Linked DNA regions of Homo sapiens: region 1 is linked to region 2. Evidence: chromatin contacts called from ENCODE Hi-C or POLR2A ChIA-PET data. All regions are on one chromosome and are shown on one strand. Each heading gives the region's core, a stretch centred on a gene start or an enhancer-like site at or near the end of the contact. The rest is flanking DNA. Distances are from core to core; before and after follow the strand shown.

Region 1 (5,017 bases), core at 537-3,036, 45 kb before region 2:
CTCCTTCCCCAGCTTCCTCTCCCTGGCAGCCCCGGGGCAAGCTCAGCCTTTGTCCCTGCCAACTGGGGTGCCTCCCTGGCTGAAGCTTGCCACCAGAATGAGGTCTCAGGATGGGCCAACTCTCCTTTCCCAAGATGTTTCAGGGAGCGGACAGCAAGAGGCGTGGGGAGGACTCACTCACGTCCATGGTCAGACCCAGTAAGCGTCTGGTTCAGGCACCCAGGGGGCTGCCATGGACCCATCCTTGCCTGGTCTCCCCACTCCCTTGGTCCCAGTGGCGCCTCCTCAAACCCAAACAAGGCCAAGAGCTGCCACCTACAAAGTTCCAGGGACAGAGACAGAACATGTCGTCCACCTGCACCATCCAGATGGGAGACAGGGACCAAGAGAGGGACAGGAACCAGATCTTGTCCAAAGTGCCCCATGAGTCAGGAGGGAGTGAGGGTAGAGCCCAGATTTCCCGATTTGTGTCCTCAGCAATTTTCAGCACAATTTGAAGCTGTTTCTACAGGGCCCCGGGGGCAACCAGAGAAAAATGCAGTCCAACCAGTTATCTGATGTAGTAATAATAAAAATAACAACAACTCCCATTTCTGTCTAGTTTCCAGCCTTTCACCTGCATTACCTCATTTGTCCTGTCACCTGCAGGGGAGGTACATGCCACTGTCCCTCGTTTTATGGGTTCCCCAGGGAGGAAGGGGCTTACTCAAGTTTCTAGAGTCTTGGGACCAGGTCCCAGCTCCTAGGCTGGAGTCTCACCAAAGGGAGGGCTAGGAGGGGGCAAGGAGAGGCATGATGGGAGGGAAAGAGGCAAGGAAGGCTGTGTTTTGGGTAGGGGGAGCAGTCAAGCTATATAGTGTGAGTGGGGAGTGCCCGAGGGCTCTTCCTCCTCCCAGACCTGCTCTCGCCTACCCTCTCTTCTAAAGCAGCAGCCAGGCCCTCCCCCTGGCCACCTACATCTCCTCCATCCCTTCCTCCCCTCCTGCAGCCCCCAGACAATTATCTGGGCCTCCACTGACCATCAGGCCTGGCTTTCTCTGCCTGATTTAGTCAAGATCCTCCCCTGACCTTGGACTCAATTTCCCTATCTGTTAAATGAGTGAGTTGGGCTTTGGCTTGGGCCTTTTAGCTCTCATGGTCCGACCCCTCTAGGGAAAAGGGTGAGGGCAAGATAAAGGAAATAGGAACAGCTGGGTATTAAGCATCAATGATGTGCTAGGTGCCAAGCCCTGGGTTCCTTGCTGGTAGCACAGAGCAGTCAAGGCAAATGCTCAGGGTCTTCCTGAACCTCAGTTTCCTTATCTGTCTAATGGAGATGATTAATCTACCTCATAAGATTGTAGGGAGAGCCCAGTGTGATCACATATGTAACAAACTTCACATAGCACCCGCCCAGCACCCATCATCATCACCATCATCATCATTATCAGCACCGCCATCTACCCCCTCCTTCTGGTCTGGTCCGGCCCATGCAGGACTCAGCCCTAAAAGGAATCTCCTGAATCCAAATCAGAAAAGCCTGGGCTCTCCTCCTAGCTCTGCCATTAACCTGCTGAGTTGCCCAAACCTCAGTTTCTTCACCTGCAAAAGGAGACCAAGGTCTGTGTGGGAACGCACTAGGGACAGACGGCAAGGTCACTCATGGAAAAGCATCTCGTGCCAGGCCTGGCCAATGGCAGCTGCCCATGAACACTTGTTTCCTTCCTTCTTTGTTGACTCAAAAGGAAATTGTATGACAGGATAGAGCAAAGACGTGACAATACTACAGCTAATGCTTAATAAGCACATACCATGTGCCTCTCGCTTGCCTGAGGATTTTGCTCATTTCACTCAATCTTCCTAAACAACACTATGAAGGGGGCCAAGCCATTATCCCCATTTTACAGAGGGGGAAATTGAGTCACAGAGAAGCAAAATACCATCCTCTTGAAGCCTCCAATGCTGCTTAAAGCCCATCAATAGTAGGCACTCAAGTTTATTAAATAGCCACTATGTGCCCAGGAGTGTCTTAATCCCTTCCCCCATGTGAGTCACTTCAACCCTTCCAACTATGCTGCAAAGTAGCTACTATCTTTGACTCCATTTACAGATGAGAAACTGGGTCATAGAGAAGTGAAGTCACTCATCCAATCAGCAAATGGCTGCATCAGCTTCAAACCCAGGTCTGGATGATTCCTCTGCCTGGTTCTCTTAACCACTATGCCAGACCTCACCTGGAGCCTGGCACTCCCCTCAGGCCTCAGCACCACCCAGGGGTGTAGGCCAGAACCCATGGCTTCAGGGGGTGATAGGGAGGTGAGTTCTCATATTAAGTATCCTCAAGGAGCTGGGGTCTCAGGTGGGGCAAAGCTACCTTTGCTGAAAGGACAAAAACTTACTCCCCCAACCCCACCGTTTCCCTAGACGGGCAGGGAACAGGTGCACCAGTCCCTGGCCCTGGGCTAGGTGGGGGGAAACTTGTTTGGCAGCCAGGGCCCTGCGTGAACAAGAAGAAACCCAGCCTGCAGCCCCTCAGCCCTGGTGGGAGATTAACAAAACAAATACCCGAACAATCACATTTTCAACACTTGGGGAGGGGGGCCGTGTGTCAGGGGACAGGGGGCAGGAGGGAAACGCAGAGACATTTTACCACCTAAATAACTTTCCCTCTGTTTAGTTTCACACAAATGTACACTCAAGTGCTCGCAATTTTTTTTTTTACATTTTTATTTTATTTTGACAAATGCTCAAACTTTCCTGCCACAAATTATTCTTGGCCAGGTTACAAGTAGAAAGGCCGTGTGTATCCTTTACTTGACAAAAAGAGAGTGGGGGGGGAAGGGAGGGTTCTTATAAAATATTTTGGTTGTGGGTTTGAGGTGGGATTGCTTTCTTAATGTTCCCGATGGTGCCTTTGCCCAGGAGTCCACGGGTTCTCACCCTCTTGTCCATGAGCCGTTTCGACGTGGTCTAAATCCTTCCACCGCTGTGCTTACCTCCAGCTATCCTGACGGGATTTCACGGTTCTGGTTTCACGGAGCCAATTTGGAAGAGCATTTGGCAAGGGCAGATTGGAGCTGGCACTGGTGCATCTCACCTCACCCAGGCCCAGCAGGGTCTTGCACCTGGGCAGGCTGGAGGGTCCTGTTTGGTGTGTCTGGGGGTTGAGACAGAAGTTCCAGGTGGACCTGCCCTGCCCTACGCAGGACCCAAGGAAAGGGCTGGCTCTGGGGCCTCCCCAGGTGGGAGGAAAGGAGTGAGTTGTTTCGTTCACCCTGACCCTGCCCTATCCATCCTCCAGCCTCCTCCCCTCCTGCAGGCCCAGCCCAAGCTCCACTCCCCAGCCTCACTCCCACCACCCCGTCCTCCGTGGCTTCACTCCAGCCAGGGCATCTCTCAGACATAGGGATGGGCCCGTGCTCCTCCTCTGCCTGGAATCCCCACCCCTCCCCTCTTCTCATGGAGGGCTCAGTGTGGCTGTCACCCCACAAACACTTTCCTGACTGCCTCCTCCAAAGCAGAGTCCTTGCTCTTTGCCACCTCAGCCCCTGGTTGGTTTCCTCATAACACTTAGGCAATTTATTCTAGCTTTATTTGTCTATGTTCTTTTTGGTTTTTGTTTTTGTTTTGTTTTTTTTTTTTTGCTGATTCTTTCTAACTAAAGTGAATAAATGACAAGTAAATAAATGAATGAATAAGTGAGTGAGTGAGTGAAGGAGTGGTGAGTGAATAAATAAGTAAACAAATGAAGTGAATGAGTGAATGAATGAGTGGTGAGTAAATAAAAAAAGTGAATGAGTGAACAAATGAGTAAGTGAATGGATGGATGAATGAATGTGTGAATTAGTGAATAAATGAACAAGTGAATGCATGAATGAATGAGTGAATGAATGAATGGTAGTGAATGAAGAAATTAGTGAACGAGTGAGTAAATGAGCGAATGAAGGAGTGGTGAGTGAATAAATGAATGAATGAGTGAATGGATGAATGAATGAGTAAATTAGTGAATAAATGAACAAATGAATGCGTGAATGAATGAGTGAATGAATGAATGATGGTGAATAAATTAGTGAATAAGTGAGTGAATGAACCTGAGTGAACAAATGAGTAAAGAAGTGAGTGAATGAACGAGTAAGGCATCCGGCCTGAGAGGATGTTACAGCTCTACTGGAGGGACTGGGGACACCTTCAAACTCTCCTCTGGGAGGAAAATCCTGCCACCACTGCGGAAATCATTAAAAGTTGATTCCTTTTGTTTCCACTTGAGGACGAGGAGCCTGGAACCATTTGTTCCCCTGGCCAACCCCAGGCCACAAGCAGCTTCGTTTTTATCCCCAACTGCCACTGACAAGGCTGCATTTGGTTTCAGTGTAAGTGAAGACCCCACGTCTCTGAGCCTCTCACTCCCCCTGAAGCCTGGGCCAATTTTCCATTTCCTAACACTGACATTAACCCTTGCCGTGCATGGCTGCCCTTTGTGAGAGGCACTCCCCACTGGGCCGCTTAGCAGGGACCACTGTGGTGCTGGCCTAAAGGGCTTTGGGTGTCCACCAGTCCAGTGGGGGTCTTTGTCCCCAGCAGGGAGGGTCTAGGCCCTCTGGGGACCTGACTGTATCACCAAGAACATTTCAAGGCTGCTTCTTATAAAAGCAAAATCACCCAGCCACCTGAATTAGTGACCACTTCTGTGCCTGGTGTCTAAGGGTGGGTCCCACACTCATTCCATTTAAGTCAGGCAGAACGTACTCAAATCGTGTGTCTTAAGCAGATGTCACTATGAACTTTTCAATGCATGCTCTCACTCTCAGAGGTGCTTTGAGGTAGAGATTCTGAATCCCATTTGACGGATGAAAACACTGAGGCTCGGAGAGAGGCTGTGAATTGGGCAAAGCCACGCAGCAGCTCTCATCTTTGTCTCTCTGCACTGTCACTGGGCCTTTTCTCCGGCTTTGATTTGTCACCACCACTGCCCCCCATCCCCCAGTGTGCAGGCCAGACATCTGGGAGTCTTTGATGCCTTCTTTGATGCCTTCTCCTC
Region 2 (5,253 bases), core at 1,802-4,301:
TGAATCCCTGTGACAGCACAGGGTCTGCGGTTCCAAGCAGCCAGCCCATGAATGGGGACTGTGTTTCCTCTGAGGGGCTTCCTGGAATGACAGCAGTACCAGCTATCTCTGGAAGCCTCTGAGGAGCTGGGGGACCATGAACCCAGACATCCCAGGGTTGGGAATCAGGGGCTACTAGCCACAAGAGCCAGCCCACCCATTCCCATGTTGTCTGGTCACCTCACAGCAACCGCCAGAGATATGCAGCCCCTTCAGGGAATGGGGGCGACTGGAATTAAGTCTGGGGAATCATCTCTGGACCTCCAGGGCCTCGAACTGTGCCTGAGACCCAGGATCTGGGAGATGATGGGTGGATGATGGATGGATGGATAGATGGATGGATGAATGGTTGGATGGATGGATACATGGATGGGTGGGTGAATGAATGGGTGGATGGATATATGAGTGGGCAGATGGATGGATGAATGGATGATGGATGGATGAATGGATGGATGGATGGATGGGTGGATGGGTGGATGAATGGATGAACAGATGGGTGGGCAGATGAGTGGGTGGATGATGGGTGGATGCACAGATGGATAGATAAGTGAACGATGGATGGGTGGGTGTGTGAGTGGGTGGATGGGTAGATGGATGGGTGGGTGGACAGACGGGTTGGTGGATGGGTAGGTGGGTGGATGGGTGAATGGATGGATGGATGGATGGATGGATGGATGGATGGATGGATGAACAGATGGGTGGGCAGATGAGTGGGTGGATGGATGATGGGTGGATGGACAGATGGATAGATAAACTATGGATGGGTGGGTGGGTGAGTAGGTGGATGGGTAGATGGATGGGTGGGTGGACAGACAGGTGGGTGGATGGGTAGGTGGGTGGATGGGTGAATGGATGGATGGATGGATGGATGGATGGACGGATGAACAGATGGGTGGGCAGATGAGTGGGTGGATGGATGATGGGTGGATGCACAGATGGATAGATAAGTAAACTATGGATGGGTGGGGGGGTGAGTAGGTGGATGGGTAGATGGATGGGTGGGTGGACAGACGGGTGGGTGGATGGGTAGGTGGGTGGATGGGTGAATGGATGAATGGATGGATGTGTGAATGATAGATGGACAGATTTTAGTTCTGAAAATCCACGTTTTGAACATTTCTGTGGCAGCAGCTGTCACTGCCCATCTATACCCACTATCCCATTTCTCACTGCAAATAACAAACAGTGACTCTGCCTCTACAGCCGCAGAACATACTGGCCCAGAAGTGCCTGAAACAGCCTTCAGCCAAACACAGATGAGAGTGGAGGAAAAATAACCCAATTTCCTCCCCTTTGGAGGGGCAATGCTGAGGCTTGTTCTGTCCCTTCTCCCAGACTTCCCCAGGGGTCTGTGCCCAGCTGGCCAGAGTGCTCACCTGCTGACCGACACACCCTCCTCTTGTTGGCCTCTTTCCCTTCCTGTCTCATTTCCTGACTCATCAATCTGGACATTAGGAAATCAGCTCCCAGGTAAACTGTTTGCACTCAAATCCTTGACTTGGGGTTGGCTTTTGGGGGACCCAGCTTAAGACAACTACCTCTGCCTTTTGCCTGTTCTAGGACCTTGGACGAGTCATTCCATTTCCTGTGCCTCAGTTTCCTCACCTGTAAAATGGGGACAATTATTTAATGTTCACAGCACATCCATGTGGTTGGCACCAGGCAGGGTCCACCATGTGCCCCGCCTCACACTGGCACTGAGGGCACAGAGAAGATCAGCCCCAGTCCCTGCCCTGGAGGAACTCACCAACGACAGTGGAGAGGGTGGGTGCGAGTCCAGGCCACTGGGTTGGAAGACCCAAAGCCAAATCCTAGCTCTTCATATCTTCGCTGGGTGCCCCTGGTCAAGCGACACTTCACTCTATGCCTCAGTTTACTTTTCTGTCAAGTGGGGAGAGCACCAGAAACCACTTCATGGGGCTCTTGTGAAGAGAAGGAGAGAGAATGCAAGAGAAGTGGTCAGTACACGGCCTGACACACAGTGTGTAACAAAGGGAAGGCAGTGCTATTGTCATCATTGTCAAGAAGGAAATGCATAAAGTCATGCAAAATGTGAGCTTGTGTAACTGACAGTTCAGTTAGAAAGAGAGGGAGAGAGTCAGTGCCCTGGGAGGTCAAAGAAGAGAGTCATTAGGTGGCCTGAGAATGAAGCTGAGATAAGGAAAGCCTCATGCAGGAAAAGAATCCTTGCTGGCCTTGAATTTCACTCTTAGTCATGCACGGAAATTCCCAGCACCTGAAATTTTACTCTTAGACATGCATTCCTTTTGCTTAGCCATTGCTGTCCCAGGCCTTGAGCTACACCACCTTTGTCCCCACCCCACAACCTATGCTCCCACCACTTTCCCAGAGGGCCTCACAGTTTCCCTGGCCTTGCCATGCTGTTCCTTCTACAGGCGGCTGTGCCCTCCCCCCAGCTAAAGCTGTGGGAGGCCTTTCTGAAGCCCATTCACAGCGATCCTCTCTGGCCAGTGTGGCATGAATAGGCAGGGGGGCTGGACCAACTGCATCATGCTCCCCGTGGGGCTTGGTAAAAATGCAGGGTCCTGGGCCCTGCCTTCTCAGATTTTGTCTGGGATGGGGTCCAACCAGATTAGAAAACCACTTATTTGGCCATTCATACATGCCATATTACATATGGAGAAACTGAGGCCCAAAGAGCATACACAGGAAAGTGCCCAGACCAGAGTTTCTAATTCCCCATCAAGCCCCCACCTTCCCCTCTGGGATAAAAGCTGCCTGGTGTGGGCTTCAGCACAGCCCCCTCTGGGTCCCGCTTCAGGTGTCCCATCTGCCAGCCACCCCTGCTCAGTCTAGGGGGGGGTCACAAAGCTCCCATGGGGCCGCCAGGTGTGCAGCCCCAAAATGCCTCCAAGAGGCTCTGCCAGCGTTTGGCAGGTGACAGGACTTGGGTGCGGGGGTGGAGAGGACCCAGCCTTGAGTATTTAAATATTTGCTTTCTTACAGAATGGCATTCTTCAGAATATCAGCCAATTTGTATAGAATTAGTCAGTGCCTGGCCCCCCAGCTGCAGCACCGGGACTCCAGGGAGGAGGAATGTACCTGCAGCCTCGCCTGATGCGGAGGCTCCGGCAAGTCCCAGCACAAGATTCGCCTGCCTGCCCACGACCAGGAGGGGAGGCAGGTAGCAGCAGGGCAGACATGGATCCCAGCCACTCCTGGGCAGCCTGTGCCCCACACCAATCATAAGCTGCAGCTGCCAGAAACTTGCTCAGGAACAGCAGGGGTGAGGCCACTGACTTCACACATGTGCACGCACTCACACTCACACTCACACACATCCTGGCTGAGCAAGCCCAGGGCCAGCCCTGGCCCCTGGGTCCATGTCCCCATGGACCAGCCCAGGGACCCCTGGAAAGGGGCAAGAGATAACTGGCTGAACTCTCTGCCAGAGTTCCAGAAAAAGCCGCAGAGGTTATGCAAGAGCTAAGTTCAAATCCCAACACTACCTCTTAACTTGCTGTGTGACCTTGGACAAGATGCTTTACCTCTCTGGGCTTCACTTGCCCCATGTGTAAAATGGGAATCATAAAGTGCTTACCTGCAATCACGTACACGAATGTGCTTTCGGACACTGAAGTGCTGAATGCGCTGGGAGTCAAAGCCGTGCTACTGAGACTTCCAAACAGGTCGTGCCTCCTCTGTAATGTGCGTGTTTATGTTGATTCAATTAATAAGCACTTAGTGAGCACCTACTATGTGGTGACTTTGAGGACATTATTTCTGCTTTCTGGGCCTCAGTATCTCCACTTATAAAATGGACAAGTTAGAACACAGCCTCCAACACTCCTTCTGTAACTACCATGTTATGCATCTACAATAATCATTCATGTAAAATTCTCTCACTACTAACTAAGAGGAAAGGTAAGAAGAAAGAAAGAAGTTCTTGGCCAGGCGTGGTGGCACACATCTGTAATCCCAACACTTTGGGAGGCCGAGGTGGGCAGATCACCTGAGGTCAGGAGTTCAAGACCAGCCTGGCCAACATGGTGAAACCCCACCTCTACTACAAATACAAACATTGGCCAAGTGTGGTGGCGGGTGTCTGTAATCCCAGCTACTTGGGAGGCTGAGGCAGAATTGCTTGAACCCCAGAGGCAGAGGTTGCGGTGAGTGGATATTGTGCCACTGCACTCCAGCCTGGGCGACAGAGCGAGACTCTGTATAAAAAGAAAGAAAGAAAAAGAAAGAAAGAAAGAGAGAGAGAGAGAGAGAAAGAAAGAGAAAGAAAGAAAGAAAGAAAGAAAGAAAGAAAGAAAGAAAGAAAGAAAGAAAGAAAGAAAGGAAGAAAGGAAGGAAAAGAAAGAGAAAAAGAAAGAAAGAAAGAAAGAAAGTTCTTGAGAGGGCAATGTCCAAGCAAAAGGAATGCATATCTAAAAGTAAAATTTCGGGTGCTGGGAATTTCAGTGTAAGAATGAGAGTGAAAATCAAGGCCCCTAATATTATTTTCCTGCAAGTCTACCGCCTGTGTGGGCTTGGTGGGTTATTGAACCTTTTCCCCCTTAGTTTTTCATCTGTAAAAATGGGATAATAATACAGGTTTCACAGGGCAGCTTTTGGTGTCAAGGGGAAGCATATCTGTGATTCACAAGTTGAGCAGGATCATCCCTTTTCAAGTTTTTCTCCTTCTTCTTCAAGTAACTCTGTCCTTTCCCATTCATTCATTCACTTACTCTGCACATGCACTGAGAACCATGAATCACTGGGTATTATTCTTAGAGGGGGTTATGGCCAGGAGCCCAGCGGACGGGGCCCCTGCTCTTCAAGGTCTCACTTTCCAGTCGGAGGAGACAAGGAAAGGCAAGAAATAAAACTGAGACACGGGGTGACATGACAGAGTGGGACCATGGGGCCTTGGGGGAAGTAACATTGCAGCTGAGATCTCAGTTATTTTGTTGTTGTTGTTGTTTTTTATTATTGAGACGGAGTCTTGCTCTGTCACCCAGGCTGGACTGCAGTGGCGCAATCTCAACTCACTGCAACCTCTGCCTCCTGGGCTCAAGCAATTCTCCTGCCTCAGCCTCCCAAGTAGCTGGGATTACAGGCACACACCACCACACCCAGCTAGGTTTTGTTGTTGGTTTTTTTCTTTTTGGTTTTTGGGTTTTTTTGTTTTTTGTTGTTGTTGTTGTTGTTGTTTAGTGAAGACAGGGTTTCACGACGTTGGCCAGGCTCGTCTCAAACTCCTGACCT

What was found. A loop is a pair of places that touch in the nucleus more often than their neighbours do. ChIA-PET counts read pairs that join two places held with the same protein, here RNA polymerase II (POLR2A). Pooled maps may share reads with other maps.
Region 1: a map of PC-3 shows a loop between it and region 2 (14-fold over the local background). The contact joins two enhancer-like sites. A Hi-C loop is called at or near these places in 4 of 168 maps with a recorded cell type or tissue (Caco-2, Calu3, PC-3 and 1 more) and 1 of 50 pooled maps. POLR2A ChIA-PET finds 5 or more read pairs at or near these places in 4 of 52 experiments (H1, PC-3, WTC11 and 1 more).

The regions. Positions count from the first base shown.
Region 1 is chr1:22,270,925-22,275,941 of GRCh38, reverse strand. No RefSeq gene overlaps it. Among named protein-coding and RNA genes, the nearest start is that of MIR4418, 7.2 kb to the right of the region's middle. Within about 2 kb of position 1,786, at least 3 of the 41 ENCODE cell types and tissues checked have a DNase peak (open chromatin) inside an H3K27ac peak, as active enhancers do; they include PC-3, where a contact is called at or near this core.
Region 2 is chr1:22,226,614-22,231,866 of GRCh38, reverse strand. No RefSeq gene overlaps it. Among named protein-coding and RNA genes, the nearest start is that of MIR4418, 37 kb to the left of the region's middle. RefSeq lists an enhancer at 2,322-2,955. Within about 2 kb of position 3,051, at least 2 of the 41 ENCODE cell types and tissues checked have a DNase peak (open chromatin) inside an H3K27ac peak, as active enhancers do; they include PC-3, where a contact is called at or near this core.